3 separate regions of the Mus musculus genome follow, and regions 2 and 3 are each linked to region 1. Evidence: chromatin loops called from intact Hi-C (ENCODE). Cell type or tissue: heart. All regions are shown on one strand.

Region 1 (8,000 bases):
GGGACCCCACAGAGGGTGGCTATCCCAGGAGTCCACAGGGCCTTGGCTGCCTGTTCTAGCCCCAGCACCCCACCTGAGGATCTCATCTCAGACTGCTTCCTTGATGTAAGTATTTTTAGCTTAGGAAAACGATTTGCCTGCTCAATGACAAAGAGCTTATCCCCTAATGGGGTTGGGGCCAAGCCACTGAAAACTCTGTTACAGGTAACAGATGGAGAAGCTGACAACAGCATAATAACTCAAACCTTTTCAGGCACAAGAAAGCATTCTCAAAGAAATTCCGGAATTTGAAAGAGTGACTCCGTGCACCTCAACCCACTTCCAGTTTGGGGTAGGAATTCACACACCCCAAGCACAGAACAAAAGTCTACAGGAAGGCTCACAGTGGTAAACACACAGGAAAGGGATTTTTATATCACCAGATAATCACATTTGCTGGCTCTCTAGCGCATTTCCCCCATGGAGCTCAAAGCTCTCTGCAAAGCCTTTCATCTCCCTGCTGCAAGTAGGCGGCAGGCAATTGTCACCCTGCTCTCTGCGAGGTTGAATGCCAGTGATCAGGACCTTAGTGAGGTCGAGGCCAGGATTCCAGACCATTCCACTGAGGCATCCACGTGCCCACTTGCCTCCCAGAGGGATGCTGAGTGAGAAAACAACCCATGCTTCTAGCCTTAAAGACGCTACAAAGCTTAAAAACAAAACAAAACAAAACAAACAAAAAACCCAGCAACCAGCACTAGACCATAACCAGCCACCGCAACAGCCAAGGAGAACCACAGGTGCTCAGCACGGCTGAATCCTCTTCCTTTTGTCCTCTTTCTCAGCATCAGGTCCTCCTGGGAAATGTAGAAGATGGGCTTCCGGCTCTTTGAAAGGCATGAGGAAGATCAAGGCTGGGGATATAACTCGGTTGGTTGGATGTTTCCCTAGCATGCTTGAAGCCCCGACTTCATTCCCCAGCATCAGGTAAACCAGGTATGGTGGTGAGCATTGTTACTTCTCATGCTGGAGAGGTAAGCAGAATCTTAAGATCAGCCTCAGGCTGCATAGCAAGTCTGAGACTGGTCTGGGCTACATGAGACCCTGTCTCAAAAAAAAAAAAAAAAAAAAAAAAGAAATGAAATGAACAATAAAAGAGAAGAGAAGAATATGATGAGAAAGAAAGAAAACCACCACAAGTGGCCTGCCAAGGCACAGGGGGTCTCCAGGAAAGGGAAGCCTGCCTGTTGGCTTACAGGTGGCTGGGAGGGAGGTATTCTAATCAGCCTTGGCCACGTTCGAGAAGGTCCAAGCTACCCTTCCTGAAGAGAGAGCAGGGAAGAGGTATCCCACAGTACAGTCAGCAAGGGAAGGTTTCAAATGAGCCCCTGGGAACAGCACATTTGTCCTTTCCCCTTCAGGGGTGTCTGAGGATGAGGTCTGCAAATGGGCCCCAGGGAAATGGTCACATAGACTGCGGAGGTGGCAGACTACCACCGGGTGGTCCTGGCACTAACCCTGCCTGGCACTGGCCCGGAGCAGGCAGGCTCACCAGCCAGTCTGGGTCCACTGCCGGCAAAGGATCCTTCGAAAGGCACGGCGGAAGTCCTGGTTGAAGATGGTGTAGATGACAGGATTCAAAGAGCTGTTGCAGTAGCCAATCCAGAAGAAGAACTGGAAGAGGCCATGGGGTACCTTGCAGTGCTGTGGGCAGATGGCCCCCAGGCTGTAGCTGAAGAAGAAAGGAAACCAACAGACCACAAAAACACCAATGACCACCGCCAGCACAAAGGTGAACCTCTTCTCTCGGCTCAGCTGTGTCCGACGGCGCCACCACTGCCCACTGGCCACACCCACATTCTTGCTCAGAAGCACCTGGCCACGTAGCGTGGCCAGCACCCGGGAAGTCTGAGGCTGCTGCAAGGGTGGGTTGAATACTGAGGCAGGAGAAGCTGGCAGTGTTTGGGGTTCACATTCTTCCACCTCCTCTTCATCCTCTTCAGCTCCCTTCTCTGCAGTTGCCCCACTAGTCCCCTTCTTCTGGTCCTGGACTGATCTGGGCAGGGCAGACCAATTGGGTGGCAAAGCCCTGGCTTCGGGATCTTCAGGGGTCTCCCCCTCCTCCTTCTCCCTTGGAGGCTTGGGGTGTCCATTAGCCTCTCCGACAGAAGATAGAGGAGAGACCAGGGTGGGCACTTTAGCCGAGGCTGGAACTCCCCCGGCGGCCGGATGGGGCTTCTTGGACTCACCCTCCCCAGAGCCCCTCTTAGCTCCGAGACCTCTGCAGTGGCTGCGTTTGGCAATTACATAGATTCGCAGGTAGACGAGAATCATGATGAGGCAGGGAGCAAAAAAAGATCCGATGCTGGAAGCCAAGATGTACCAGGCTTCTTGGTTGAGCTCACACTGGGGGAGCCCGTGGGGCTCTGGGCGCTGGTCGCCCTTGTAGATGAGGGGCGGTAGAGAAATGACGGCTGCAATGAGCCACACGGTGAGGATGATGCATTTGATGCGGCGTGGAGTGCGCTTGGAGTTGTACTCCAATGCTCGGCTCACTGCCCAGTATCTGTCCAGACTGATGGCACACAGGTGCACGATGGAGGAGGTACAGAAGAGCACGTCTAGCGCCAGGTAGACCTCGCACCACGCACGCCAGAAGTACCAATAGCCCAGCAGCTCGTTGGCCAGAGAGAAAGGGATGATAAGAGTAGCCACTAGGATGTCGGCTGCTGCCAGTGACACCAGGAAGAGGTTTTGTGGTGCACGGAGAGAGCGGCTGGTCAACACAGCCAGAATTACCAGCGCATTGCCGAAAATGGTGAAGAGGATGAGAAAGGTGATGGCCGACGCGATGGCGGCGGTGGCCTGCACCGAGTAGGGCTCCTGGTGGACCATGGCGGGGCCGGACATGTCCAGAGAGAAAGATGCTGGCCAAACTCACAGTACGCAGGAGAAAGCGCCACCCTAGCTCCGCTACTGTTGGGGGCCGTCCCCCCAGGCGGTGCAGATGGCTCTGGAGCACCGTAGCCTGGCCGGAGGTCCGGGGACACCCAGGACCATCTATCGCTCTCTTACGTTCTCTGCCACTGGTGCCCGGCGTCCCTGCAGTCCGCCCCAGAGAAGTTTTCCAAGTTGTCTCACTGCCGTCCCGGGACCAGAGGAAAGTCGCGCCGTCGTGCGGCACAGCTGCAGGACTCACAGAACCGACTGGGGAAGCGCACCCTGCTCTCGGTAAAGGCGCTCTCTCCCGGAGCCGCGCCTGCAGTCAGCCCTCCGCGCAGGGGCGTGAGGAGGAGAGCCAGCACCGCGGGAGGAGGGAGGAGATTGGGGGCGGGAGCTGGAGGAGGGAAGGAGGCGGGGCGGGCGATCCGACCAGGGTGGGTGGAAGGTGCGCTTTGCGGGACATGGACCTGCGACGCACATCTTTTACTCGCCCCGGGCCCCAACATCTTTCTCCTTCCCGCCGCTGCGCGGCCGAGTCTAGAGAGCAGGGAGTCTGGGGTCGTCGGCGTTCTGGGAAGAGTATGTACCGAAGAGAATCGGTGCGTGCTGAGACCCGGAGCTGGTCTGTCCCAAGGGTCCACTTGCCTTCTGTCTGCGAGTCTAGGACAGAGCACCCAGATCGATAGACTGCTTTTGTCGCTTGCAGCAGCCCGACAGAAAAGCGTGTAGGAGAGTGTTGAGCTCTTAAGCATAATAAGCCACACCTCCATCCAGCATCCCAGCAACCGAGAACCTTAGGGGCCGGACCAAAGTGGGGAGAGAGTTCCAAATCCCCTTTCCTAACGCTTCCCCACCCAAACACCACTAGGTCTAGGTCAGACTTGCGAGGTGCAATGAGTGAGTCTCTGTGCTGCGAGCGCCCTCTGCTGCCATCTGAGTGCAAGAGGCTAGGGGCCGATGTCCTCGCAGGTCCCAGACACACACACACACACACACACACACACACACACACACACACACACACACACACACACACACACACACTAACTACTCCTTGGTGAGAAGCGACTAGTGGACTTCAACCACCCTATTGCTGCTTCCTTTTTCTCCATTAAAGGCAAAAAAAAAGTTAAAGTAGGAAGGGAAAACTGGAGAGATGGATCCGTGGTTAAGAGTGCCTCTTGTAGAGAACCTGTGTTCGGTTCCCAGCAGCCACAACAGGTAGCTCAAAACTGTAACTCCCGTTTCAGGGATGGTATGCCTCTGGCCTCCACCTACACTCCCCTGAACATAGCCACACAGAGACCCATACTTTAAAACAAATCTTAAAGAGGGAAACAGCTTGACTCAAAGCGCAGGTTTGGAGAGGAGCCTCTTGACCAACGGAAAAGGAGGTCCCTCCTCCAGAGCGGTGTGAGGAGATCTCTCCATAGCTCAGAAAAAGTCAATGTGGGTGGCTCAGGTGTAGAAAGGAGCCGGCCTTGGCCGCCCCAGATGTTCATGCAGCCTATCCAGTGGGAGAACAAGTTTGAGTGCTGAGCGCTTGCTCTTGCAGAGGACCCGATTTCAGTTTCAAACCCCTTTCCATCAGCTCACAACAGAATGTAATTCTAGTTCCAGGATATCTGATGACCTCACTTGACGCCACAGGCACCAAGCGCACAGGTGAAACATAAATACACGCAGAAAAAAACAATCATACACAAAAAAATAATAAATCTTTAAAAAAAAAAACTTTGAACTGGGCCCTGCTCCACCCCCAGCCTCAAGGAGGTTTCTCCACAGCTTGTGTGAAAAGAACCAGGCCTTGTATTTACAGCTCCTAATTCTGAAGGGCACTACATAAATATATATATATGAATCCCTAAAGATGGAGTCCACTCCCAAATCTCACCTCAAGTCAGTGAGTCTACTGGACTTGTCATGGCCACCACTGTGAGATCTCAAATGTGACCGTTGGGTCCCCACAGACCAGTCTTTCCTCAACTCAGTCTCCAGATCACCATGCCTAGCCACATGGGGACACTTTGAGCAATGCCTCCCCACCTCAGGCCGAGCTGCAGCTAGCTCTCTAGTTAGGTGGGACTGTCACAACCAGAGAGGGTGGTGCCATGTAGACCAGGCTTGAAAAGGACAGCCATTCACCTGCCCCTTTGAGGCTGTAGTCTTGAGACAGGTCTTACAGACCATCACGTTGGACAGGGCTTGAGTCCACAGCCACAGGTGATGAAGAAGTCCTCGTAGCCCCATTTACTGAGAAAGGGCTGAGGGTGGTCGTGGGAGCTTGAGAAGTAGCCACTGAGGCAAGTCCCTACTTGTCCCAAGCAACCTCCAGCCACACTCAAACTGAGAGAAGACTTCACAGATGATCAACGTCAGATGGGATATTTTATGGCCCATTCTCCTTAAAGGGCCAGGTCTCCAGGATCCTGCAGGAAGAGCAGCCAAGGTTGCCCCTAATCCCACCTTACTCCAAGCCCCACTGACGAACATTCACCTTGTTCTTCCCTGAAGGGGCAACTCTACATCTACCAAGTGTCAGGACTCACCAAGTCGGGTGTCAGCCCAAGATGACCACAACTTAAGAGAGGTGCTCTCCTATCCTGCAGCTAGGAGGGCAGCAGGAGCTGTCCCAGAACCCAGGAGTGTCCCAGTCTGTGTATCATTAGTCCTTCCCAGGGTTTGTTCAGCCAGACACTCTCAGTCTCAGTGGGCTCAGCTCACGCTCCAAACTCCATATGCCCTTTGACACTCGGGTGTGGTCCAAGGACTTGTTGAATTACATCCCCACCTCCATCAGGACACCTCCTCTTTATTGCTGAGAACTGCCATGGTTGTTGGTGGGTGAAGGATGGTAGACGCTTATCAGTGAATGGCAGACTCACTGTGCTCAGAGCCATTGTGCCCACACTGTCCCAGAGTGCCATCTCTGGAAAGACTGGGAATAGGGGCAAGGTGATTTTGCATATAGGTGACATCATCTTTTTCTAAAGAAGGGCAAGCTAGCATGGAATCTAAGGAGATGTGTGACATCTAAGAGCTGAGAGAGGGGCACTGAGTCTCCTGGTGGGAACCAAGCAGCTTCTAGAGCTGCTCTCCCTGACCTCAAGATCCCTCTGGGACTGATCCCATCCTCTTGTTGAGCTACTTAGTCTCCTTTCCAAGGGACCCTTACGTCTAGAACACTACGTCATGGTTCTCAACCTTCCTAATGCTTCCACCCTTTAATACACTTTAATACAGTTCCTCGGGTTGTGGTGACCCACAACAATAAAATTTTCATTGCTACTTTATATAACTGTAATTCTGCTACTGTTAGGAATCATAATGTAAATATCTGATATGCAGGATATGTGATATATCATTCCTATGAAGTTGTTCAACCTCACCCCTACCCCAGCAAAGGAGTTACAACCCATAGGTTGAGAACCACTGCTCTATGTGGTCAACCTTCCTCATCTCCATTCCTCCACCTACTCCCATGCACAGACACTGCCCCCACTACCCTTAGGCTACATTCAGTCCCCTGGTCCCCTACACACTCTCCTTGATCCCCTTGGGGTTAGGAATGCATCTGCAGTCTGCCCTTCCAGAGCCATAAGTCACCGAGAACCAGGTCCCTGTCTGTGTCCTCTTTCTCAGTGAGCCAGGAGTGTGGACCACTTCCTAAGTTGGCAGTACTTTAAGGTGCCATTCCTCCTCAGCATCCTGTTCTGTCAAAGTCTAACTCAGAGGATCTCAGTGAATGTGGCCATACTCAGCCCACAAGGCAGTGCCTTGAGACACCTTTGACAGTCACAGCACGGTGAGGCTGCTACTGACATCTAGCACACACAGGTGAGCCACCATAGTGAAGGGCTGCAAAAAGGACTGATGGCATTGAGATCTAGAACACACGACGCACTGACTGCTCCTAGAGCCCTCCTTTCCTGCATCTAAATTCTGCGGGAGTTTCCACCCAATGATGGCACCCCGCCCCCTCCAATGCTAGGGCATTTCTGCTGTCCTGAGCCCCAGAGCCTTTGTGCTTACCCCTTTATTGACCCACCCATGTGATCTCTTACAGCTGACTCAGACCTAACATTTCCATGTCCTCCATTCCTATCTCTTCCCAGGTTCAGTTTTCAAGGTTGCTGTTCACCTGGCTTTCCCCAAGTTATGCCTCAAACCCCAAAATATGCCCAAGATTTTGTCAACTCTACAATGCCCTTCACTCTCACTTTCATGACCATGGCCAAGTCTCTGCTTCTAATCTATTTCCCATGGAATTTATACAATGTATTTGTTTGGTGGTTGTGGTGGTGGTTTTTTGGTTTTGGTGTTTTTTGTTTTGTTTTGTTTTTTTGGTTGGTTGGTTGGTTGGTTGGTTAAGTGTTTAAGACAGGGTTTCTTTGTATAGCATGGTCTGTTCTGGACCTCACTCTGTAGACCATGCTGGCCTCAAACTCAGAGATCCACCTGCTTCTGCCTTCCAAGTATCAGGATTAAAGGCGTGCACTAGAGAAAATGTCTTAAGCTTGTGTTACTCCAGGCTGTTCTTAGAAAACTCTCCCCCTGATCTATCCCTGCCAGCCTCACCCTAATACACTGGCCAGAAACTTTCTCCTTCCTGCCCCAGGACCTTTGCACTGGTGGCTCCAACCCTAGCATTTTCACAGGTAAGCACAGGCCTGTGCATGCATTCTTAGAGGGGCCCATCCTAACCAGCAGGCCGCAAGTGATCCCCAGTTCCTGTCATTTATCAATCCAACATGCCTACCTTGTTAGAGTTATCTATTCCTTTCCCTGCCTTATTCATGTTAAACCTGGTGCCTAATGGGCATTCATAAGTGCCTGTTGAATAAATCAATCCAGCAGTGAGCAACGAACACCACACAGCTGTGTTAGGGGAGTTTGGGGAGGTGGCTAAGCCACTCTGGTCAGCCTGCGGGCTAATGAGCTTCAAGACCTGGACCACCAGCTGCTCTACTGTAGAATGTGGCTTATTAAACATTCCAGTACCCAGAGTATCACGGAGACCAGGCTTTCACAGGAACACGTGGAATACCTGGGGCAGAGGTAACAGGAAAACGTTGTCA
Region 2 (8,000 bases), 140 kb before region 1:
AAGCAGATCCTGGACTGAGGGGCTGTTCAGTCTCTGGCACTTTCCTAAGAGCAGGAGAGAGTGAAACAGGCCAAGAGATAGACTAAGAGAGACACCGAGAGAGAGAGAGAGAGAGAGAGAGAGAGAGAGAGAGAGAGAGAGAGAGAGAGATTTGAAAGAGAAACAAGCTAGAAGCAGGTGTGGAGAGGGCAAGCCCTCCCTGAAGAAGGGTGCTGAGCCTAGGTTTGGAAAGGCCACCAGAGAACCAGGACCCGGGCAGCACCATGTCTGAGTGTGGCAAGGGCTGCTACCCAAGACTGCAGGAGTGTCAGCATGGCTGTAAGAAGCACCTGGGAGACATCATCAGCTTCTTCTTCCGCTTCATCTCAGGGAACCTGGCTCGAGGTGAGGGCTGCCTGGCTGGGACAGGGATACCAGGTGCCGGAAGATGTCATTTGGGGATGGGGACTGTAGCTCCTCCTTTTGGGGATAAAGGCTCTGTGCCTTGTACATTCCCATAGGGACCCCTTACTCTCAGAAAGCTAAGCCAAGATTCCCAGACTCATAAGCCTGGAAAGAGATGGGTGGCCAGGATCCTGATCTCCATAGTGGATATAGACCCAAGCCCTCCTAACTGCTCTAGAAAGCCCTCCCTGCCTGGCACATGTGGGCCCCCCTATCCTCACTGAACCCCAGCTCCCTCCCTCCCCGAGAAGTCCTCTTCCATCAGAGCCAATATGGACCTATTGTGCCATGCAGAGGAGAGAGAGGAAATAAGGGGGGCAGTGTGTATTGAGACTGTGTATAGAGGATATTTGTCAATGACAGCCTTCTTAAAGTCTTCAGAAGTCCACTCACCGGGAAGACTTGACAGGAGGCCTAGATCCGGCCTGGAAGTGGGAGGAGGGGCGCGTCACAGAAGGCTGTGTCTTTGTTGCTTCTCTGCCTCTCATCCAAGCTTGGCAGGGCCTGCTGGCTGGCAGGGGCACTTCCTACCCAGAAGGGAAGGGAATCTTGCAGATGGGGATCTGAGAACTGGGGTGTGAAGAGCTTCAGACCTTGAAGCTCAGGACCCCCCCCCCCCGGGCTCTTTTTTCCTATTCTCTTATTGGAGGAAAAGGACCTAGCTAGGCTAAGGCAGTCACATGATTCCCCATAGAGACATAATTAAATCCATAAAACAAAGATGGACCTTCTCATAGGCGTGTGACACACAAAGCAGCCTTCTGCTTCAGGGAGCTGTCATTGACCCAGAGGGGTGACATGCTAAGCAGTGAGCAAGCCAGACTGAAGCTGTCAACCTCACACTTTGGGGTGGAGCCTGTTGTGCCCAGTGTGGGGTGTCCACAAAAAGAAGAGCCAGGCATACTTAAGAGCTGTCAGGTTAGCAAATAGCACATCGTTGTTGTTGTTGTTGTTGTTGTTGTTGCTGTTGCTGTTGTTGTTGTTGTTGTTGGTGGTGGTGGTGGTGGTGGTGGTGGTGGTGGTGGATGTATGCTCAGCTTGTGACTTGGGTGTAATGACCAGAGGACAGCTCTTTGGAGTCTGTTCCCTCCTTCCACCTCCATATGAATGATACACAAGAATAAAACTCAGGAAGCCAGACTCATTTGGCAAGTGCCTTTCTTTACTGGTGGAGACACTCCGCCAGCCCATAAAGAACATTTATAGGAAGAAATGCCCATTTCCAAATCTGTAGGAAAAAAAAATAACAGCATAAACCATCAGAGTGATGAGAAAATGGTAAGACAGGAGTGAGAAGAACTTGGAAGATGAGCCTGGCTCTCTTTCCCCAGGTGCACAAGGACTCTGTAGGGCATGCTCTCTGGCTCCAGAGAGGTAGCAGGTATCCAGGCCATGTCCATGAACAACCAGGGAAGTCACAGCCGTTGCCTTGACCCTCTGCTAGACCCCTCACCCTGGTCTCACATCCCCAAGTTCCCCTCAGGTCACCTCAGGCTTAGATGGGGAGGAAAGAGATCAGCTTTTCCCAAGATACTCTTCTAGGCTGTAAGGAGGACACAGAGCAAGGCTACCTCCCTGGTTCCTTAGTGTGACCTACAGAGTCATACCTTTGTGCTGCCCTTTGGACTTCTGCTGAAACTCACAGGGAAAGATACAAAGAGCCCAGAGAGTGAGAGATGAGCCCTGTGTACGGACTCTCATCTCAGAGCTCCTCAAGGCAAGGTAGGGGCAGAACAGAGGCCAGGGAGGGCTGTCAGCTAAAGCAACAGCTGTCTACCCCTGTCCTAGAACCCATCTGACCTGAATTGTCCAAGTATCATTCTGATGCCCTAAATATACGCCCCACACAGATAGATGCAAGTGCATACCCAGGTTCCACTGAACTCCTAATTGAGGATGCCAGCCAAATGGCAAAGCTGATTCCAATCAGAAGAAAACTCAGGGAGAGCTTGGGACACACAGGGCACAAGCAAGATGGCTCAGTTATACACAAATGATGGGGAAAAGGCCAGGGACTACAACAGACCACTCATGAGGGCATCTTCTCTACCACAGAAAAGAAATTTCTAAAATGCCTTTTAGAAATGTGCATCTGGGTACCAGTCATAGCAACACCCAGTTCTCCCTGGCAAGTCAGGTGATTCTGAGGGCAGACTGGATGGCTTCATTTGCACAGTTTGTAAACAGAGCCCCATCTGCCAGGCCATGCTCCAGCCTCTCACCGCATCCATTTCTTCATCTGTAAGATGAAATGGATATAAAAATGAGGTCATAGAGATGATCGTATCGGGTGTGTGTGAAAGGAGTCACTCCATGCACGGCTTTCTGCTTTCACCTTGTTGAGCGGGCTCCTGGGTTGGCTCTGTTTTATACCAATGCTGGACACTGAGCAAGTCCCTCAGTTTATTTATGCATCAAATGGACACAGCAGCATGCTCTTTGGGACCCCCACCAGCGTCTATAAAGAACCACAGTGGTGGCTGGGCAAGCAATTGACTTTGTAATACTGAGGCGGGATTACTTCCATGTGTCAGACAAGTTAGTGTCCTCATTTGTGACCAAGGATAGAGAGGGTGAGTTTTCAAAGTCAACCTATTGTAATTTCTCCCCATTCTGTTGACCAGGCACAAGGCCTGGGTGGTTGTGTGTGTTATAGCTTCCAGACCTCCACAGGGAAGGCTGACCTCGCCTCTCATCTCTCGCCTCTTGGTAGCCCTGTCCCTAGCTGCTGTTGTCTGAATTCCGGGAGGTCCCATGCTCCATCATTGTTCTATGCACCCGACAAACCTTTCCCAGGCTTTTTCTAGCGAGGTGGACCCCATTAAAGCCATCTTTCTTCAGAGAGATGTGAGTTTTCTGGGCTGATAAGGCTTCAGGGTCCAGGTTCCTTCCTGCTCCAACCTCTGCCCATTCTGTCTCCTTCCTCTGTAAGTCCAGATAAAGGGGAGAGGGGGAAGGGCTTGCTGGAGCACTAACTGATGGGGTAGGCTGGGATTTTCTACAAAGGTGTGTTAAATACCTGGTCTCAGCATCATCCCCACCTTCCCAGACCCAGACTCCTCCCTGGCCTGTACAGTCCTAGGTGGCCCCAGTCTCTGCCTCTCAGGTAGAAGGTTTTGAAGATTCTTTGAAATGATAGGAAATGGAGACAGCAAATGTTCCAGAATGGAACAAGAACATGTTTGGGGCTGCTCTGGGGAAAGGCAGAGCCATTGTGGCCGAGGAGGTGGCTTGAATTACTGTTCCTAGGTAGATGTTCATGGATAGCGGAGCCTGGGCACCTCTCAGGAAAGCGCCCCTAAACCTTTCCAACCTCCCCATCCATCCCTCTCTCTCACCCTGGACCAACACATCCCAAGCCCCTCCCCACTCCCAACACCTGCCAAAGCAGCTCACTTAATAGGCATTTCTCCATCTGCCCACCAGGGGGCAGAAGAGGTTGGGGCAGCAAGCCTCTTGGACAGATCTTACATGAGCTGTTAATTTCTGACACATCCACGCACATCCACTTCACACCTTTGAGGATTAAAGGCACAGGGTCTGGCACTTATGGGCTGCTAGCTCTCTCTCGGGATGCATCTTGGTTCCCGATTCCCTGAGCCAAGCCAAGAACAGACTAAGCATCTCTTCCAGTTGGCGGTCCACCCACCCCTAGCTGTGTATGAAATCTTCACGCTAGTCATTAGGACTCCGTGTTCGTAAGAATGGCAGTGGCCTCATCCTGTGCTACTCCAGAGGCTTCAAGGGGGTGGGTGGGTCTCCTTGACGGATGTTGCCTTTGCAGTACTCCCCATTCCAGTGTGAATAACTGGGCAGGCGCAGGTGACAGAGAGGGAATAGAGTTGAAAGGGTCAGGGTGGGAGCAAAGGAAAATCTACATTTACAGTCTTCCTCTGGACATATGTCAGCTTCTGACATTCATCCCGTAGACGGAGGTGTCTCTGAGGTAAAATGAAGACCAGAGAGAACTAATTGCATCCTCTTTCCAAATGCGTGGCTCTTGTTTTTTTGGAAATAATGTGAAAGACTGAGTAGTTGGGGGTTTGTTTGTTTGTTTGTTTGTTTTTATTTACTTTTTTTGGAGACAGTATCTCTCTATTATGTATCTCTGGATATCCTAGAGCTCACTATATAGACCAGGCTAGATTCAAACTCACAAAGATATACCTGCCCCTGCCTCCTACATACTGGAATTAAAGAAGTGCTCCACCACAGCAGGCTCAAAAAAGCTAGTTTTAAGGATTCTCCATTGCAAACAAAGGGGTCACACCTATGGACTTTTCCAACATGGAAGGAAATGGTGAGAGTTGTTTGTTTGTCTGTTTGTTTAAAGCCCAAAGACTACAGCTCAAAACCCTTGATGATCCAGGAGGTCAAAGAGAGTTCTAGGAACCGGCTTATGACAGGCAGCAGGGCAAGACTGAGGGACACTTCCTGGCCAGGCGGCTTATGACAGGCAGCAGGGCAAGACTGAGGGACACTTCCTGGCCGGGCGCTGCAGAAGACAAATGGACCCTCTGCAGAGCACATGGTATTGTTAGGCTGGTGACAGTCACAGCCACCCCCCCCCCCAAACACACACACACACCCCCACAGTCAGCAAATGGCCCTCAGGCCTAAGCAGTGACCAGAACCTTGGGTCTGGGGCAGGGATCAGCTGGATGAATGGAAGATGTCAGCAGCAGATGTACTGGTTAGTTCAACGGGGACAAAATTCCATGAACACGCCACACGGCCTCTAACTTTCAAGAAGGGCACAGTGATAGGGTGAATTTGCAGGAACCAGGGCAGCAGCCAGCAGCAGCCTGGGTTGCTCTGAAAGCAGGAAAGGATGAGATAGGGATCCAAGAAGCCATTATCTCCTGTTCTCAACACACAGGGGTTGACCAACAGCATGGGGAGATGCCTGGCTCCTAAACACTTCTGGTGGCTGGGGAGAGGGGCTGACCATGGTGAGAAAGACGGGGAGTGAGCTGAGTGCTCGTCCTGAGCCAGGCAGATACTGGAACCCACACCCATGCCATCAGCAGCCATTGGTACCACCTTCCATGGGGAGAGCTTAAGGTTTAAGAGAGGAAATGGTTGGTCCATCAACTCACTCATCCATCTACCTGTTTGTCTGTCTTTCCTGCCATGTGTCCACCCACCCATCTATCCACACATTCACTCATCCATATATCCATTCATGCATCAGTCTACCCACCCATACATTTCATACTTGCATAGCAACTCCACAAATGTCTGGCATAGATAGAGTGGACCTTAAGTCTGGTTGAGAAGGACAAAGGAGGCAGGAGATCCTTTCCTTAGTCCTCACCAGACAGATTACTTTCTTAGCCCATACATGTTTGGAAACTGACTGTGGTTGGGGAATTTGTTGTTGTTGTACTAGACAGAGGCTCCCCATCTGTTGCAATCCCCTTGGCAGAGAAAGGCATAGACAAGGACTTAGGCACTGTTTATCCCTTTAGCCCTTCCTTTGTGAGGATCTCAAGTCCCTGTATATTCCTTCTGCAAGTTTATTTGGTGTTAGGGAAATGCCCAAACATAGCAGCAGTCTCCATTCACCCCTCCCCCAACTCCTCGGGCCTTGGTCTCAGACCTGCAGCACTGATGTGAGATGTCTGAGGTTGGGTGTGTGTGTATGGGAACACTAAGCACTGGGCTCTTCCTCTACTCTGCACAGCTCTCCCAGCCTGGTGTCCCAGCTTGTGAAATCCAACGGGCTCAGGTAAAGAGCTAGGGGCTCCACCTTAGCACTTGCCAGGGGAGGCGGATGCACAGTGGGTGGCTGAGCTATTTCTAAGCACAGATCTCACAAGGAAATAAGTTGAGGTGAATGTGTGGGGAAGCGGGAAAGCTCTGTGTGCAGACTTAGCACTGTGTGTGGGGAGCGAGGGGTGACGAGAATAGATTGCAACACATGCAGTGACATGTGTAAGAGCACACACACACAAACACATTCGTGCTCCCTATTTTCACAGGCTCAGTGTTAAGTACGCCTGTGTGTGTTGGAGACCAGGGCCGGTTGTGGCAGCACTGTCAGCCCATGATGGAAGGATCCTTGGAGATCCTGCCTGACACAGATACATCCTAGCCTGTATGGGCCCCATTGTACCAGGCGTCAGGGGTTGCTGGGGGCAGATCCTTGCAGACATAGATGGAGGTCAGGACCCCTTTCTGCCCAATCACTAGATGTGCCTTCAGGCAAGTGGACTAGAGAAGGGTTCCCTCTGAGAGAGAAAAGGGGGAGCCCTGAGGAGGATGGGGGAGTAGGGAGTTGATGGTCCTAGGGTTAGCCCAAGGGTTTCCAGAAAGGGTTGGAGAGGCCTTGAGCTGTACCCAAGTGACCCAGAGCAAGTCCTTTCATCTCTCAGCCTGTTTTTTCACCTTAAAGAAAGGAGAGTGGTGGTAGACAGAACTCCCCTGCAGTTGTGAGGATTAAGGAAGCCGTAGCATTCAGCCAGGGCACTTGGCGCACATCCTGGTTTGCTCTTCTGTTGCTGTGATAAAACATTCTAACCAACCTTCCCCAGAGGAAAGGGTTTGTTCAGCTTACATTTCCAGGTCACGATCTATTCCTGAGGGATGCTGGGATGGGAACCCAAGCAGGAACGTGGAGGAAAGCTGCTGGTTAGATCACTGGATTGTTAGCGCCCAGGCCCACCAGCCCAGGAATGGTGCTGTTCATGGTGGGCTGGGGCCTCCCACATTGACCAGTCAAGACAGTCTCTCTCAGACAGAGCTACAGGCAGCTCTGGTCAAAAACCGATTCCTCAGTTGCGGTTCCCTCTTAACAGGTGACTGAGCTGTGTTCAGTTGTCAATAAAAACTAACCAGGATTGGTCACAATAAGCAGGTAGGAGACACCATGGCCCTGGGTCAAGGCTGAGTCTTAGACCAGCACACACAAGCTGCCTCATACTTGGAAAAGGGGAGGGGCTCCTGGTGGGAGAATGCTATAGAGATGTAAGTAAATTCTGTTTTAATTAAGCCCGAGCCTTGGGATAAGACCATGGTGCCAGGCATCTGTCTCCACCTGTGGCCCTGCTAGACCACCGGCCAGCATAGCTTGCACTGCCGTGTGTCAGGGCGTACTAATAAGCACTGAGGTGGGTATCACTAGCCCATTTTATAGGTTAGGACTGTGGACAAAGGAGATTAACAATATCTATCTATCCATCCATCCATCCATCCATCCATCCATCCATCCAACCATCTGTCCCACTGCAATCAGGCTATTGCAGACAAGCTGTGTGTGACCCTGCACTCCGGTCCAGTCCTTGTACCATAAGGGTCCCTCACCACAGATCTCACATAGCACTGGTCTAGCTGCCGAGGAGGTAGGGAGAGGGGAGGGGCCTGGAACTGTGCATCTTTGGTAAACTTGATGGTGGTGGTGGTGGTGGTGGGGAGGTGATACAGACCCCAGTGTAGAGTATGTGGGTGGCTCACACATTTTTTACCGAGTAAATATTTACAGCCATTATGGCAATTGATCGCCTTCGATCCTGTGCGCAGCTGTGAGAGAGCCCTGCTTAGTCATGCTTTCTTAA
Region 3 (8,000 bases), 68 kb before region 1:
TCTGCCTGCCAGCAACCCCCGCACTGCACAGGCTGGCAGAGAAGATGGCATAAGAAGGGGACCTGCTCCCTCCCTCTCCCCTGCACATGCATCCCAATCCTGCTGACCCACTGACTCACCACCCACAGCCTCACTCAGGAAGGTTGGCAGCAATTCCATACTCAAGCGTGCCAGGTGTGTGAGGCCTGGGCCAGGCCGAGGTACCACCACCAAGTCCCCTTGGTGGACACGCAGCAGAACCACATGTGCCCTCAATAGGCTCAGTGTATGTTGGGCCAGGCACCGCAGCTGCCCTGAGAAGCCCACATCAAAACCTCGGAGCAGTGTCTCCTCTGTCAGCCAGGAGAATTCTCCCAGGAGCTGTGACAGGACCACACCCTGGAGGCAAAACAGGCCTGAGCAGAGTGCCACGCCTGGCCCTTCCCTGGCCCCACCCACCATGCAGTGCCTTACCTTTTGGTGCTTCAGCAAAAGCAGTGTGGCCATGATGGCTGTGCTCATCACTGCGGAGCTGGCCACACTGGCTGGGGAGAGAGGGGAAGGTGCTGATGGGAGGGGCCTAGAGAGCCTTGATCTCTCCTCCATCATTTGACAGATGTTCCCAGACACACAACCCAAACTCTACCCTAGCAGGGGAGAGCAGGATCACGTGCATTGTGAGCCAGAGCCACCCCAACAGCATGCCAGAGGGACATCCAGTCAGCACGTGCCTTCTGTAGGCACATGTTGCTCCTCCACTCAGTCATCCTCACAGCTAAGGACACTGTTAAAAGGACCTTTAGGGTGAGGTTGGGGGGATCTCACAGAGATCTGCACAGCTGCCTTTGGCTCAGATACTGAGCTCATCTGCTCCCCACTTCCCTGGATGCCCCGCTCTTCCAGTATCCCTGTGTGCTGTGAAGGGGGTGGGGGTCAGGTACGGGCATCCATGGGGTCCTGATAACTAGCCCTTTATTATCTACACAGAGAAAGTGCTGTTCAAGTCACACTCCAAAGGTGCAGCTCTGCGTTTCCCTTACCACTCAGAACATGCCGGCTCAGTCTTCTGACCAGGAGCTGGTCCTCCTCTTTAAGGGCCAGGAGGAGGCCAGTTGGTGGGGTCCACTCCTGCTCCTTCTCAGTGTCCGGAACAACACTACTGGGATACAGACAGATCAAAGAATGAAGCGGGCCTAAAATGTTGTAAGAGTCAAAAGCTTTTCAAAGCTACAGCTGTTTTCCCAAGTCCTAGGAGAATTCATATAACCCTCCCCACTTCCAGGCCTATGTGCCACCCTACATTTGGACTATACGGACATCTGGTGTTGATGTTCTGGGATAGTCAGAGTTGAAGAGCCGCCTGCCTCCCTCTGAGACCCATACATCTGTGCTCCTTACCATTCACCTAGCACAATGGGCTGCAACAAGTGTTCCAGGGTCTGCCTGCTATCCCAGCAACTTCTAGCATTGATGGTGTATTCCTGCCCAGGATAAAGATGTGAGGTCTGCCCTTGCCACACCCCACCCCCAAGAAACCTGTACACAAACCATCTAAGAGAAAATACTATCCTTACAATGCTTTGAAGGCCAAACCACCACAAAGGTTAATCCCAGCCTTTCCCAACTGGTTTCATACCTGGAGGGAAAATGGCTGGGCAAGGTGCACCCGAACACAGACTCTACGGTTGCAGCCCCAGCAGTTACACAGTCTCCGAAAGACAGCCAAGGCTCCTGTCCATAGCCCCAGGGGAGCCAAATCCTGCAGGGAATGAGAGGCTGCACATGTATTTTCTTGGGCAAGTCTCGGGGCTGCCACCCTTTCCGCCCTCCACACTGTTCACGGCTCTTCACTGAGTCCTGTCTTTCCACCTACAGTCTGTACTGTGGGGTCTTTTGAAAGATGGTGATAGCAAAGATGGGAGACCCTTTAGGATAGTGACTATAGGGACAGTTCTTAAACACTTCACATCCCAATCTGACTTCAGCCCTAAAGGAACCCAGCCACAGAACATTGTGCCACCCAGAACTGGTTGATAATCTACTCGGATCCCAGGTCTCACATGGTTCATGTTACATGGTGCATCTGGAACCAGGTCATAGGCAATGGCAACTGGTACCAGTGTGGCATCTGAGATAATGCCTGCCTGGACCGCCTGGATTACCACTCCTAGCCAGGCCTGGCCCAGGGCAGAAAGCCTGGGCCCTGGGGACCCAGGGGGCTCTTCCAGGAAGATGAGCAGAGGCTGACCACTAGTAAGCAGCTCCTCCACAGTCTAGAAGAGGAGAGGAAGGGTGGACATCAAGGCCAGCTCAGCAGCAGACCCTACACCCTTGGCCCACCCCACGCATAACCACTGGGAACACTCACTGCACGGACCACAGCCCTTGCAAGGATGCCCTCTGAGTTGTCCAAGGAGAGGTTGACCTCTGGGGGCAGGAAAAGTCCCCCAAGTTTCCTCAATAGAGCTCTGTGAGCACAGGACAGTAATGAAAAGGGGCTCTGAAGGAGAGGCCGGGCCCAGAGGCCTGCAAAGGCCTTGATTCTTCCACACCTGTCTGTTTAGAAACTTGAAGTAGCCATGGCCCAAGCGACCTGTAGCCACCCTTCCATTTGAGTCTGTAAGCTGGGCTGCCATAGCTGAAAATAGGCTGAGAAAACAAAATAACCTCCATCCCACTTCTCCAGCTAGGGCCTCCCTCTCCCATCATCATACCTGAGAGCAGGGGAACATGTGCGGGAGTCTAAAGCCACACGGACCACACCGAGGCCTTGGGAGAACAGTACAAAAGGCAGCAGGAATCCATCCAAGAGGGACTTGTGTGTAGAAAGGAAGACAAGTGGAGAGCCCTGCTCCAGAGACAGAAGGAAATGCCCATCCTAAAAACACAGCCAAACTTCAGCACCTGAAGTCCCAGGGCAGCACTGAGGGAGGAAGGGCTTCTCCTCTGCAAGGTAAACTTCCCTAAGGTAAAGCAGCCTTTCCACAACTTTAAAAGGAAATACAGTGGCTTGTTTCAATGGCTGTTGAAACTGAAGGTTGAGCAGGAGACCCTGTAGCAGCAGGGCTAACATGGCAGCAAGGTTATTTAGGAAATGTGGATTCTCTAACAGCTGATGCAGCCTAGATTCACCTACACTCTGGCCATCCAAGCCCATTCAGTATGGTCTGGCTTACCTCCTGCACAGCCTTCTGAACCATCTTCATCTGTCCCTTGTGAAGTTGTACATTCAGGAAGAGGCGGTTCAGGAACCACAGCAGTGCCCAGCTGAACAGCCTTGGAAGCAATGCCAGCTTGAGGTGCAGCAGGGCCACCTTCTACAAGGCTCATCCCCGTAGCACCCCAAAAGGTTGCTCAGAACTCCTCTAAGACAAGCAACATCATTGCCCACATTGAACAGAAGAGGAAAGTGAGTGGAGCGGTTACAACCTGCTGAGCAGTAGGCATTGCTAAGGGGGTGCTAGAGCTATAAAGTCCTCATGCCACAGAGTACACTTGTGAGGTAGACTCTTCTAAGACCTCATGCTGCAGCTGGCTCACATCAGACACGAATTCTGCCTCCATTATCTAAAGGGGGACCAAAGAACCAGACCCTTTCCACACAGAACCCAGTCAGCCTATATTTACCAACTACCAGGAAAAGTGGAGCAAAAGGGAAATGATACAAGGAGGGCAAGGCATGCTGCACTTGCTCATATGCCCGGTAGGGGGACCATCTTACCAAAGAAGTTAACAGAAAAACTGGTGGACAAGCAGCAAGTCCACATCTGATGGAAGCATTAAATGGGGCAATTCTGAGAAGCAGCAATATGTGGGGACACAGGAGAATGTCGTGCCCCTGTAAATGCTGTACTGTAAAAAAAAAACCTACCTTACTACTTAGGTGTACAGAGGAGGTAGGAAGCCCACTAGAATTGCGCTTGGGAGCTCCTACACAAGGGCATGAGTCCTAGGGCCTGAAAACCTCAATCGAGGGAAGAACTGTTACAGTGGAGGATTGGTCCAGGTCACCAACAGCCTGTGCTTCCTTTTCACTTAAGACAGCTGAGCCTGACACCCAACCCCGAGCCCTTTTCCTTCAGCACCTTAACTCATGCTCCGGCTTTAACCATAAACTGTATATTACAGCTCTGCAAATATATGTCCCTTCTTCTGAGCTCCCAGGCCTATACAGACAACCAAGTCATTAAGTCAGTTACTGGAACTCTTTGAATCCAAACATCCATCCAAGGCCACCTCCCTTCTCATGAAGCCTGACCCTCTTGTATACACACTGGGTACTAGGCCAGAAACGGATTTCCTATCTCACTACTTTCCCGTTTCCTCTCAGCACTTTTGGTCCATCTGTGAGTCCCCTGAGTTACCACCTTAACTTCTCAATCTAGTCTTTCCAGCCTGTCAGTCAGCTCTGCAGATGCTCTGGTTTCTACTCTTGTTGCCAAGCCCATCATTCTGCCACTTTCCACTTAAAACTGTTGAGCCGTTCTGACTACCCTTAGAGTAGCCTCTACTTATTTGGCTCTGATCTGGTTCCTTTCACGTCTCAGATTCTCCAGCTGCTCTCATCTTCACTCACCAGCTTCCACAGCTCCCAACCTTGTTACATCTTCAGTGAGCCTGGCCCTTTCCTGCTCAAGGCCCTGACTCAGGCCTTTCCCTCTAAAGAGACCATTTCCTCAACTTTTACTCCTATGCCTCCAGGGCTGGCTTTCTTCCCTCCTGGCTCTAACTACAATGTCCGCCCTCCTGGATATTCTGGCTCTTTCCTTGTCCCTTCCTTTGACCAGCTGTATCACTGTCCACCTCTTTAATCCCCAGCATCTAAGCATGCAGATCTGCTCTGTAGGAACCCAGGGAAGGGCTGCAGTCGGCTGTAGCCCATTCTGTAACCATCATCCAAATACTCGGGAAGAACATCTGGTGATTGTCCAAGCCCAGCCGGCATCCACTCTCCAGAAGGGGCAGAGGCCTCAACCTAAGGATGCATGCCCCTCACCATAGTTACCTGAGCAAGAAGGGGCGGGGTGTGGTCTGAATGTGGCCCAGGATACGCTGTACCTCTTTCTTCACTAATTCAGGCGCCTGGCCTTCTCCAGCCGCTCCCGGAACCCTCCCCGAGAGGAGGTTCTGCACCCTGTTGAGGTCAGGGGACAGCGTTGGGCTAAATACCAATAGTCTCCCTAGTCAGTCCTCCAGTGCACAGCCAGAAAAGTCTGATATGGGCCCAAACAGAGATAACATTCCAGAAGTCTTGCCCAGCCAGCCCTGGCCATCCTGACCTATAGCCTTTGTCACCCCTTTAAGTATCCCACAAATGCCAGACTCTGATCTGCCTCCTCACCCAGTGTTTTCCATGATCTTCTGGGAGGCATCAAAACTGGTGGGTATGTGCTGCTCCAGGGACCACAGGAAATAGCAGAGCCTGCGAACCAGCCAGCCCCGGAACCTGGGGGAAGACAGTTCAGAAAGTGCTCCCCAGAGCCCACAGAGGTCTGTCTATTCATCAGGAAGGGTTTGCACCCCAGTCTCATATCCCAGGACCAAGCTCGACCATGGAACAACAACAAACAAAAAAACCAAAACAAACAAACAAACAAACTACTCACTTGCCTATATAGGCCTTAGTCCCACCCTGCTTCCCCACTGAGGGGGCACAGTGGCTCTACACCTTACAGGCAGCCCATAGAAGGAACTGCAGGGGAGTAAAGCTTGCCTCCATTTGCTATGGATCTCCTTTTGTCCATTGTAGGAAGAAAGTGATGCCACAGAAGGCCCTTGCAACCCACTGCCTGCCCCAACAGCTCCAACTACCTGGTGTTCTCCTCCTTCACAAGGATCACGTTGCAGAAGCCCAGGTCCATTATGCTTCTGTGGAAGAGGGACTCCTGTCCAAGAGGGAAGGACAGCATGTCCTAGGGTGCTTTTGCAAGTCACATCTGTACCCTATCCATCTAGCCTCTGCCTGGTGGCCTTTTGAGTATACCAGAAGAAGGTATAGAGTACATTTCCCATGAGCTGTCTACCCCAGATCATAATGTTGGCTCAGAAAGAAAAGGGCTCCATGCTTAAAATGACACCACTGTCCCCTTGTGTGGAGTTGCCCTCTTAGAGCTAAGCACATTAAGGCCCTGAGTAGGGGTATTACCTCATCTGGAGAAGAAAATGTGCATCTTGAATCTCCATTAGAATGCTGAGCCTTCTTGGTACCAGCATATGATACAGACATGCAAGAGATGCTGAGTGCTATGGGAGTCTGAGTGGGCACTGTTCCCAAACTGAACAGAGTCAGTTATATTCCAGCCTTGTGGGCATAGCCTAGCTCTCCTGAGGCCTCCTACCCAACTCTCCTAAGCCCCATCCCAACAACAGACCCCACTATATCCATTCCTCTAACAGGCAAAGGCATGCAGCAGTGAAAGATGAGGCTTGGGAAGACGAGAGGGAGGCAGCTGCCCAGGATCCTCACTCCCAGGACCAAGCCAGCCTAAGATTTCCAAGGGAGGCCCATCCCTACCATCACTTACCCAGCTCTTAGGAGTACAGGTCTGGCAGCAGCGGCCCATAAAGGGGCGATACTTTCCCAGGAATGGAGTGATGGCCTCCATCTTCATCCCAAAGCTTGAGGACCAAAGGCTGGTCTGGAAAAGGGCCACAAGAGAGGTGATCGAACTCAGGGTCTTTGACAGAATGAGGAGCACATCTGGAGTGGAGGTCACAGAGGGCAAGTGGGAGGGCAAGGGTGTAAGAATTCCACACTACCTCTTGACCATTGTGGTTACTCCTCTGCTGGGTTTGGGGGTTGGATTTCAACATGGTATCCATGAAGGTCTGTAAGATCAGTGAATCAAGCACTGTGTCTCTCTCCACACAGACCTGACCTAGAAAAAAAACTAAAAGAATGGAATCTGATCCATAATCCAAGGTTTTGTGGGGTGATGCCAGAGTCTACCCCAAGACAGACAACACTTAAGCCATCAGCAATGAGGACAATTGCCAGGAGACTGGAGGCAGTCTGATCAAATCCCTGTCACTGACCCAAGTGGTCCCTCCAGGAAGTGAGCTGTACTTGAAAAGTCAGGGGCTCCCTCAGGCAACATGAGTGGCTATCTTCCATCCACATGCCCCAATGTGTTCTAACAGCAACTGTGATTGTAATGGCAACGTAAGGCTCTCCGTGTAGAAGGAAAAGCCTAGGCTGGGCTGGATTATACCAGCAAGAAGAGGATACAAGGAAAAGGATACTCTCTCCATAAACCTAAGTCCTGCTGAGCAGCCCTCTTGCAGAACCTCGGATCCATTATGCTTCTGTGGAAGAGAGACTCCTGCCCAAAAGGGTCCCCTACCCTGATCTTCCACCATGTCCATGGTGAACAGACTGGCCTAATTATTTATATTCTTTTTATTCCCCAACTCAATCACATTAACTGCACGCTAGCCTGAGAGTGCCTTTTTGAGTTTTGAGACCACAAATTGTTAGTTCATGATACATCTAGATTCTTCTTTCTCCATGAGTTCCAGGGCCCAAGGCAGCCAGAAAAGCAGCCTTGTGGAGCCCTCGGGGTTCCCATCTCACTTCCCTCACATCATCTGAAAGTCGTCCTGAGGGTAAGAATTGCAAATAATTCATGTGTAGACCCAGCAATTAAGTGGTATGGAAAGGGCCCAGGAGAGCCAGATGCCTGTGGCTTAGTTTCCAGGGTTCCTCTGGTGCTCCTCCTCTGCCCCTTGGTGCTATTTAGCACCATGAAGCCAAGCAGTAACCGGATCCTGATTGATGTATACACAGGCCCTGGAGATCTCATTTCAGATGCATCCCCTACTTTAAAAAATGTTCTCACAGCCCCATTCAGACCCTAAGCACAGAGAAGCCCAAGGTCAAGGCTGCAATGTAAGGAGGCCTGCCTCCTTTGCAAGGAAGACGTTTGACACTCCTCAGCTTGAGACTCCTAACCTCAAAATCTAACCCCACCGACCAATGCTGGCCCTAAAATAACAGATTAAAAGACAAGGCATGGAGCATT

The links. Peaks named below come from ENCODE experiments on the same cell type or tissue, not always from the same donor. Only the 100,000 strongest peaks of a DNase experiment are listed, where the experiment ranks them.
Region 2: it touches region 1 in a loop (11-fold over the local background); 5 of 42 quality-filtered maps call a loop at or near these places.
Region 3: a loop joins it to region 1, with 7 times the contacts of the local background. A loop is called at or near these places in 30 of 42 quality-filtered maps.

Annotation. Positions count from the first base shown.
Region 1 is chr2:127,358,454-127,366,453 of GRCm38, reverse strand. It overlaps Adra2b (adrenergic receptor, alpha 2b), which reads right to left and starts at 3,275. Exons shown (of 1, transcript NM_009633.4): 1 at 1-3,275. The coding sequence starts at 2,874. The coding sequence ends at 1,528. In heart, a CTCF peak has its summit at 3,823 (motif pointing left); DNase peaks (open chromatin) are centred at 3,223 and 3,823; H3K4me3 peaks cover 3,705 bases; H3K27ac peaks cover 3,496 bases; H3K27me3 peaks cover 7,292 bases.
Region 2 is chr2:127,497,227-127,505,226 of GRCm38, reverse strand. The region is part of intron 2 of Kcnip3 (Kv channel interacting protein 3, calsenilin); the gene reads left to right. It overlaps Gm35478 (a long non-coding RNA gene), which reads right to left and starts at 1,048. Exons shown (of 4, transcript XR_003953902.1): 1 at 838-1,048. In heart, a CTCF peak has its summit at 3,862 (motif pointing right); a DNase peak (open chromatin) is centred at 3,866; H3K27me3 peaks cover 3,124 bases.
Region 3 is chr2:127,426,110-127,434,109 of GRCm38, reverse strand. Gpat2 (glycerol-3-phosphate acyltransferase 2, mitochondrial) reads right to left here. Exons shown (of 22, transcript NM_001081089.2): 2 at 6,739-6,869; 3 at 6,504-6,617; 4 at 5,791-5,864; 5 at 5,321-5,425; 6 at 4,985-5,113; 7 at 3,156-3,255; 8 at 2,694-2,827; 9 at 2,348-2,447; 10 at 2,040-2,252; 11 at 1,616-1,738; 12 at 1,378-1,460; 13 at 1,020-1,138; 14 at 454-524; 15 at 120-378; 1 more. The coding sequence starts at 6,801. Among named protein-coding and RNA genes, the nearest start is that of Gpat2, 4.9 kb to the right of the region's middle. In heart, a CTCF peak has its summit at 3,668; no DNase peak of the experiment used is centred here.